2 separate regions of the Mus musculus genome follow, and region 1 is linked to region 2. The links are chromatin contacts, found by Hi-C or POLR2A ChIA-PET in ENCODE. All regions are on one chromosome and are shown on one strand. The core of a region is the stretch at or near the end of the contact, and the rest is flanking DNA. Distances in the headings are between cores, read along the strand shown.

The links. Hi-C counts contacts between places; a loop is a spot of excess contacts on that map. ChIA-PET counts read pairs that join two places held with the same protein, here RNA polymerase II (POLR2A).
Region 1: a map of left cerebral cortex shows a loop between it and region 2 (4-fold over the local background). The contact joins the promoter of Whamm here to the promoter of Ap3b2 in region 2. A Hi-C loop is called at or near these places in 1 of 37 maps with a recorded cell type or tissue (left cerebral cortex). POLR2A ChIA-PET finds 5 or more read pairs at or near these places in 3 of 5 experiments (all embryonic stem cell).

Annotation. Positions count from the first base shown.
Region 1 is chr7:81,568,772-81,573,250 of GRCm38, forward strand. Whamm (WAS protein homolog associated with actin, golgi membranes and microtubules) reads left to right here and starts at 2,521. Exons shown (of 10, transcript NM_001004185.3): 1 at 2,521-3,138. The coding sequence starts at 2,551.
Region 2 is chr7:81,491,602-81,495,936 of GRCm38, forward strand. Ap3b2 (adaptor-related protein complex 3, beta 2 subunit) reads right to left here and starts at 2,324. Exons shown (of 26, transcript NM_021492.3): 1 at 1,907-2,324. The coding sequence starts at 2,019. BC048679 (cDNA sequence BC048679) reads right to left here. Exons shown (of 6, transcript NM_001193274.1): 4 at 3,978-4,179; 5 at 3,525-3,772; 6 at 2,673-2,777. The coding sequence ends at 2,745.

The DNA of each region.
Region 1 (4,479 bases), core at 1,271-3,770, 77 kb after region 2:
TGTTGGGCCTGTTTTAAAATATCATCACTTCAGTATAGCCAAAAATATTAGAAAGAAAATGAAAAAAATTATCTGGACCGTCTTGTAATCTGGACACTTGGGAGACAGAGGCAGGATGACCACTGGAGTTCAAGGTCAGATAGGGTTATATAGAAAGACTCCATTTCAAACAAAACAAAAATTAAAAACAAAAACAAAACAACAACAACCCATACACATAAAGAAGGATATACAGGATGCTCACCACTTTGGTCTGTTGTGGCTTTGGTTTTTGGTGTGGGGCAGAGATGGGGTATGGGGAGGGTTGGGGAGGGACCCACCTAAGGCCTGAAGTATATTTAGCAAGCTATACCACTTATCTACCTTCAGCCCCATATAGTATTGCTTAGATGGGCAGAAACTAAAAATTAATCTATTTTTATCAAAGTGCGATTCATTAGGTAATTGTGATATAGTTAACTCAATATTTGCAAATATTAAAAACAATGATGTAGATGTCTATTGTTTTGGGAGATTGAAACCAGGGGTTCATGCTAAGCATGTCTTTATCATACCTTTTTTTTTTTTTTTTTTTTTTGGTTTTTCAAGACAGGGTTTCTCTGTATAGCCCTGGCTGTCCTGGAACTCACTTTGTAGACCAGGCTAGCCTCGAACTCAGAAATCCACCTGCCTCTGCCTCCCGAGTGCTGGAATTAAAGGCGTGCACCACCATGCCCGGCTCTTTATCATATCTTTATGTAGGCCTCACGACTACTTTTCTTTAATGTGGTCATGCCCATGATATATTTATACATGGAAAAAACATAAAATATCATTTCATCCTACATGTATGTCTTCCTACATGCATGAGCACATACAAGTGTGTACACACACACACACACACAAGCGCACACACACACACACACACACACACACAAGTACACACACAAGCACACACATACACACAAGCACACACACACAAGTACACACACACAAGCACACACACAAAGCACACACACACAAGCACACACACACACAAGCACACACACACACAAGCACACACACACAAGCACACACACAAGCACACACACAAGCACACATACACAAGCACACACACTGTATTAACATCAAGGTTCTTTAGATGGAATAAACTAACAGGATGCTTACACAATGGAGAGATTGATTTTGAAGAATTAGCTCATAAGATTATGGAGGCTTCTGTGGTTAGCAAACTGAAGGCCTAGGATGGTGAAGGCCAACAGATCAAATACAAGGAGGACAAAGATTTCAGTTTTAATCTGAAGGAAGGACAAAGCTTGGCATCTGAGCCGAAAGGCTCCAATGGAGCCAGAATGGACAAAGATCCTCTCCTAGGAATAAAGTGCATTTAAAAAGGAGATATGCATATGCAGGCATTCTTTACCAAGGTGTGGTTTAGCTGCCCCTCATCTCAAGGTCCTTCCCAACAGGTCTTGTCATCTCCAGGAATAGTTACTTGCTCTGGAGGGCACAGCTTTTTAGCATAGATAATCACTTCTTCTGAGGACAGGTGTGACCTCTTCTTCAAGGTTCACCTTGCCTTAGATCATAAAGGTTTTTATGGCTGTCTGTTGTTCTCGGAATCTAAGGTGGCTGCAGGTTTAGAACTGGCATCTTTAGGGCTCATGTGAGGAAATGCAGCAGCACTTTCTATTGGCTTGTTATAATACCCCGGCGGCATGCTTTCAGTAGTGAGGCCATCCTGCTTAGCCTTGGTGCACATATATTGTAGACAAATTCCCTCTCTAGGTCTCAAATCCTTGCTGTCAGGATGATGCTTGGCATAGACTGGCTTGGAAAGCAGAAATATTTAGGCACTCCCCCTCTCCCCCATCTCAATATACCAACAACACAGCAGATACTCAGTAAGTTTACTATATTGACAAAAATAAATGTGTCTGCGATCTAGTTTTTGACACCCCAGAGCCCTCAGTAAGTAAATATTGAGTTCAAATAGAAGTTTGATCTTGCCAGTATGTTTGTTTCAGGAGCCACATACTTAATAGGATCCTGTTGAGGGAAATTCTCATTGTAATGTTGAGAACTAAGATAGGGGCTTGAGAGATGGCTCAGCAGCTAAGAATTACTATTTTTAGAGAGTGCATTAAGCTGTTAACAGCCCCATAGAGTATTCAGTTCTAGGGGACATGACGCCCTCTTCTGGCATCTGTACTAAGGTGTGATGTCGTCCTGCCCATGTATACATGGGCTTAAAAATAAAATCTTTGCCGAACATAGCGGCTGTATGCCTTTAATGTCAGCACTCAGGAGACAGAAGCAGGGTGGTCTCTTACGAGTTCAAGGCTAGCCTGGTTCACTTAGAGAGTTCAAGGTTCGCCGGTGTTGTAAAAGGGAGACTTTGTCCCGCCTCCCCGAAAAGACTTTCCATTGGCTTTCACTTAACCAACTCCAGACAGCCTCCCTCACACAGCCTATCAGAATGAGGGGGCGGGAGCTTCTGCGCCTCTGACTGACAGTAGCGGCTCCCGGAAAATGTCGTGGCCTGTCGCAGTCTAAGGGTGTGCGGCTGCCATGGACAGCGAGCAGCCCGACAGCCTGGATGGCTGGGTTCCGCTGCGTGAGGACCTCTTCCCGGAGCCCGAGCGCCATCAGCTGCGTTTCCTGGTGGCCTGGAACGCCGCGAAGGGCCAGTTCGCCGTCACCTGTCACGACCGCACGGCGCAGCGGCGGCGGCGCGAGCGGCGGGAGGCCGGCGACGGGGGATGTAGCTGGGCCGGGGTGCTGTCGCCCGCCGGGTTCCGCGGCGCGCACCGGCAGCTGGCGGCGCTGTGGCCGGCCCTGGAGCCCTGCTTCCCGCCGCTGCCGCCCGAGCTGGACGCGGCGAGCGGCGCGGGCTGGGGCCTGGGACGCGGGCTGTGGGCCCTCCTGTGGCCGCTCCTGTGGCCGGCGCCTGCGGACCCTGGCGACTCGGCGCTGCAGGAGCTGTGCCGGCAGCTGGAGCACTACCTGGGCCTGGCGGCCGAAGGATGCGGCGGCGCCACCGTGCGCGACGTGCTCTTCCCGGCCCCGGGTGACTCGGCAGACTGCGAGGGCCTGAGCGAGTTCCGCGAGAGGACGCTGCGCGCTCGCCTGGGCCAAACGGCCACCCGGCTGCACCAGGTATGAGGCCCCGGGCCGAGGGCGGGTCCGCGGGACACTCGTGATGCGCACCGGGCGTCGCTGGTGCACCTGCGCCTCTGTTGAGAGAGAGTGGGGACCTTGAAGTTGAAACACGGTGGTGGTGGTGTTTTGTGTTTTTTTGTTTTTGTTTTCTGCTAGGATTATCAGAGTTCGGCTCCGCGCCGCCTGGCTCTCTTGGTTTGTTGTTGTTGTTGTTGTTTTGGTTGTTTGTTTTTGTTTTTGAAACAGGGTCTCAATCTGTGGTCCAGGCTGGCTTTGAACTCAGGACATTCCTCTGCCTCAGCCTCTCCAGTCCTGGGGTTAGGTAAAAGTTTACTTGCAGTTCTGAGCCAGGCTCTGCGCTTCACCTTTTCCCTGTTCTGGGCAGAGCAGGATGTTGTAATGGGAAAGGCCAGAAATATGAAAGTAAAACTGAAAACAAGGCATGTCCGTCGGAATAAAAACATAAGCTAAGTGGAAGCAATTTGGGGTTCTCCGGAGAAGATGAGGGATGGCTAAAACTGTCTGAGGATGAATGACATTTAAAAGATAGTTTTATTATTTTTTCTTCAAGCAATAAGGATTTTTATTATTATCTTCAAGCAGATGGAAAGCCCTCGGGGAGTGAGGCTTTACTCATCTGCCTTTAATGGCAACAACAAGAAGGCTCTTTTGGACCAGATAATTTGAGACACACACATTCATTATTTGTGTGGTAAACTTAACAGACCCTAAAGAGTGGGGACTTTTCACTTCACTGGAAGATTTAGGGAGAATGTATAAGTTTTACCCAGCAACAATTTCACGAAGAGAGCCAAGTTTCAGAGCTTCATTCCACATTCTGGACACTCCTCGGACATTTCCTGTTTTTCCTTATTGAGCCACGGTTCCAGTGTGTTTTCTGTTGCTCTGCTAAACACTCTGACCAGAAGCGACTCTGGGCAGAAAGGGCCTATTTGGCTTACAGGTTACATTCCATCATCAAGGGAAGCCAGGATAGGTTCTGGAGCACAGATATGGACGAAGGCTGGTTACTGGCTGTATGGCTACCTTTCTTAGCCCGGGACCACCTGCCCCCAGGTACCCACATTTGCTAGCAAGCAAGAAAAGGCTAATCTGATGGAGGCAGGCTAATCTGATGGAGGCAGTTGCTCTTGTGCTTCCCCTTCCCAGGTGTCAAGTACACAACTGAAGCTAACCATGAGTCATCATTAATTAAGCAGTGGTTTTGCTGTGTTTCTTTTGAGGAAGGGGAGGTGTATTCAACCATATAGCAAAATCTTGATTGTTGTATATTATCTTAAGCTAAATCTAGAATGAGTCTTTTAAAACTAAAATGGC
Region 2 (4,335 bases), core at 1,074-3,573:
TAAAAGTCTTTATTTCTGTAATTAGACCATTACTTTTCCCTAAGAGTAGACGATTTTGTATGTACAATTGAAAATGCGGCAGGCAGTTCACAGCGCCAGGGATAATCTCTGGTGTGCACCAAGGTGTGTCAGGCAGTGTCTGTCAGTGTTTGGTACGATGGAATCACAGTTTCGAAGTGCAAATGTTATGTGGTTAGACTCAGCAGCAGTAAAGTCTCAGTATGCGCCATAAGTCAGAAACCTGAGTTCTATTGTGTGTTTGATTTTCATTGATTTTTCATTTTTGTGTGTTCGGTATCCTGTCATGTTACCAAACCTTTTGTGAATACTGCCTTCAGTTGACAGACCCAGTGGGGACCCACAGTTTAAGCAGCTTAGATTTAAAGCCATCCCGTGCCCAGCCAGGCAACTCTGATATCTCCTTCCCTTGTCTCTTGCTCAACCCAGATCACTTCTGGTCTCATCGGTCCAGCATGAGATCCTTCCAACACGCAAATCTGGTGGCAGCACCTGCTTAGAGCCCTCATTCATTCTAGTGACCTGCTGCGTGATTCTAGCCACTGCATGCTAACATCAGAAGAACCTACACTGTGGCTTCCCTTAGTCCTCTGGGATGTAGGAAACAGAAATGAAATATGCTTATTTGCTTACTTATTTATTTGTAACCCTGGCTTGCAAATGAAATGTTTGTTTGTTTGTAGTCTTTGCTGTCCTAGAACTTGCTATGTAGACCAGGCTAGCCTTGAACTTAAAGAAGTCTTCATGCCCCTTCCTCTGAGATTGGGATTAAAGGCGAGCACCATCACACCCAGCTGCACATCTTTTATACCAGTGGAGTTTTTATTACGTTATATAGCGTTAGAAAAGTCTCCATTCCTTTGTCTCAGGTGTACTCTTCCCAGTAGAGGCCTGCCAGCCCCAGGGGCTATGAATTTTGGACAGGCTCACAGCCTAACATTTGTCTAAGATCAAAGTATGTGCTCACAGCTGCATCCTGTTCTCAAAAGTTGCACTTTGCATATCAGTTGACTGACTTTTAAGGGTTTGTTGCTGTTTGCAGCTGCTTGAGCATGTGAGGCCTAGCACTGACCATGCAGGGTAAGGAACAGGGTCACCCGATCATTAGTAATAAAAATCCAGTGGGACTCGCACTCGGTGAACCTGCCTGGTTGAGTGACCCTTCTGAAGAAGTGCATTCGCTTGCGCCTTGTGCTCTGGATTGTGTGGTGATTTCCCTGAGACCCCAGACCCATTTCTAACACGAGAGTACCTTCCTCCCTGAAATGGAACATGTCTTGCACTCCCACTCCTGACCCTTGAATTGTCAGGGCTACAATTGTGCTCCCGGTTGGAACAATCTATTGGCTCCTGTTCACTACTCCGTTCCGTGACTAACAGGTCCACAGGCCTTTAATTAATGTGCTATTGAATTTATGAACAAATAAATGAATGAGTCAAAGGTAAGATTCAAACCAAGTAGGGCTGAATCATAGGGCAATGTGGGGGTTGGGGAAAGATGGAGAAATTAATTTGCAGGAGGAGCCAGTTTCTCAGTCTACATCCAGGGCCGGCTTCCTGGAGTGGACCACACTCAAACTCCAGTTCCCCAATTCAGACCCGTCCCCTACGGAATTGGTTTTGGGGGTTTTGTTTTGGTTTCTCTTTGAGCCAGCGAATAAAAGGCTGCAAACATCATCGCAGCTGTTCCATAAGGACCCCGCCTGTCTGGTCCCTCCCCCACCAGCCTTGGGTCCCCCGCCCCTTCGTAGCTAAAGGCGAAGTGGCCCTGCTGCGGGAACCCCGGGAAGCGCGCAGGGCGGGTCTGGGTCGGCAGGGCCGCAGCCTCGCGGGCGCTGTCCATGGTGCCTGCGCGCCAGCCGCACCCGGCCGGCGCTCGCTAGCTCACCGCTTGTAGTCCGAGGAGAAGATACCGCCGCTCGCCGGGTCGTGGCCATATTCTGGCTCCCCGGGACCGGCTGAGCCGCCCTTGTCTTCGCTGTAGGCCGGAGCGGCCGACATGGATCTGCGCTGAGGGGTGGCTGAGCGGCCGGGTTGGGCTTTGGTCGAGGAATGGGATGCACGCCTAGCTCTGCGGAGCTGCAATCTGCGCGGCGGAGGCAGCGCGCAGATTCAGCAATCAGGGCTGAGCGCTAAGGTTCTTAAAGGGACCGGCACCACCCGCGGAGTGCAGGGTTGGGGTGAGCTGACAGGGGACGGAGGAACAGCGCCTGCCCTGTCCCAATCTCTCAGAACTCTCTGGCAACTGCAAGCATCTAAAGGTCTCTCACAGTGAGCAAGGCTGCAGGGCTGATGACTGTATAGTCTTTGGAGGGATGCGGACCTCCTGCCTCCGCCCTCCCGATCACCTGACCTCCACGGACCCGCCCACCCATGCAGTGAGAGAGGGGGACGTGAGGGACACTGAAAGAAGGCCATACTCGCAGGCCTGGGTTGGAACATCTACCTTGGAGATTTAGGGGTGGGTACCTTTCCATCCTTTTTCACACAGTCTAAATCCCTCTGAGGATAACCTGCTTACTCACTGGGAATCATAGCAACTTCCTGGAAGAAGTGGAATTTAAGAGGAGGCTGACCCAGGAAGCAAGTGCTAAGGGCATTCTGGGAGCAAATCAGTTCTAGGTGGAGTAAAGAGAACCTCCAACATCCTAATTACGTTTGGGAAAATACTTTAATGATCCCTTCTGAAACCTCTTTTGGCCCATTCAGGAGGACCCAAGGTCACATTAATCACTGGTTAGGTTCCTGTCCATTGACATCTAGAAGGGAAAGAAGACGAACAGATTGAGTTAGGGTCTGGTGTAATTGCCAGGTCTCCAGGACTTTGTGATTTATCAAGCTTAGCTCCTAAGACCCAAGGAAGGAAGGAAGGGAGGAAGGAAGGAAGGAAGGAAGGAAGGAAGGAAGGAAGGAAGGAAGGAAAGCAAGAAGAAGGATTGTAGCTAGTTCTGGATTAGAGAGAACACCCTGGACTAGGCTGATGGTGAATTGTTTATCTTTGGTCTAGATTTTGGACATGAGGTTGAGTGATTGGGAACTCCTGGCCAGGCTCATAGAATGGAAGTATTCCCAAGGACCGAGATTTGTAGACTAGGGTCCCAATTCTCTAAGATCAGAATTGGTGGACTGTTTGGAAAAGGATGGAACTGAGAAAGGCGGACTTTGGATCAATAGAAAGTTCTACTGCAAAAAGAAGGATGGAGTTGGAGCAGCCCCTGGGTTGGAGATCGGTCATGTTCAGTAAATATATCTGCTCAGGATCTAAGAACAGTAGCCTGAGGTCTACCTGGCGCTAAAGGGTTTCAAAGTGTGTAACTTCAAAAATAGGTACACCTATTCTGGGGACTTTAGATTGCCAGAGTAAAGAGTTTAAGATGAAAGGAACCTGGTCTGGGTGTAGTGGAGAGGGGAATCATCTGAATTATGCTGGAGCAAGTTGGTTAGGTGCCTTTGTTAGCAGACTGGGGCTGGCATGGGATGTGGGCAGGTAGAAGAGAGGCACTTACTGAGTCCATGCCCAACAGGTTCAGTGCAAAGTGCACACAGTTGCTGCTAGTGGGATGGTAGGGAGGAGGATCGTTGTCCATAGCTTCTCGCACGCGGCTCTCCAGCACCCTAGGGTCAACGCCACCGCGCCTGCGTAGCACACGCCAGAGCTGTCGGGAGCGCTGCAGAGCTCTGTGCCCCTGTTTACACACGACACCCTCACAGTAACCCAGAAACGTTTGTACTCCATTCTGGTTGGAGGTCCTGCCTGTGGGGATAGCAGGCCCAAAATCAGAGCAAATCGGAGCTAGCTTTGGTGCGACTCAGTAATCTGCCCTAGCATTTCCTCAAATTGAAGCCCCACACCCTTGGCTGCCCAACCCTCTCTCCCCCATCTTCAGAGACCTACACCTTCGTCCTAATTTTCGTCCCAGCACAGCTTGCTCACGAGTGGCCAAATTTCTTTTGCTCACCCTCAAAGTGTATGATCTCTCCTTGGCCGCAGTAAACACCCACGTGGGCCCCGCACCACTGTGCCTTAGGGGTCTGCAACTTGAACAGGAACAGGTCTCCAGGCTGAGGCTCGTAGTTTTCTAACTCCACCTCCTGGAAGTTCTGACCCATGAGTGCCTCAGAGAAGAAGAACTGAATGGTGCTGGATGCTCCTACCAGGGTCTAAGAGAAGAAAGGTCGCAGACTGCAAGGTGTGTGCACACACACAGCTGGGTCATCCCACTCATCGCAGAGGGTAGACCTGGCTTGGGGCTGGGCCCTAGGCAAAAGGTCTTTGCTGACTCACACCTGCCTCCCTGTCCTTGAGGGACTCCAGAG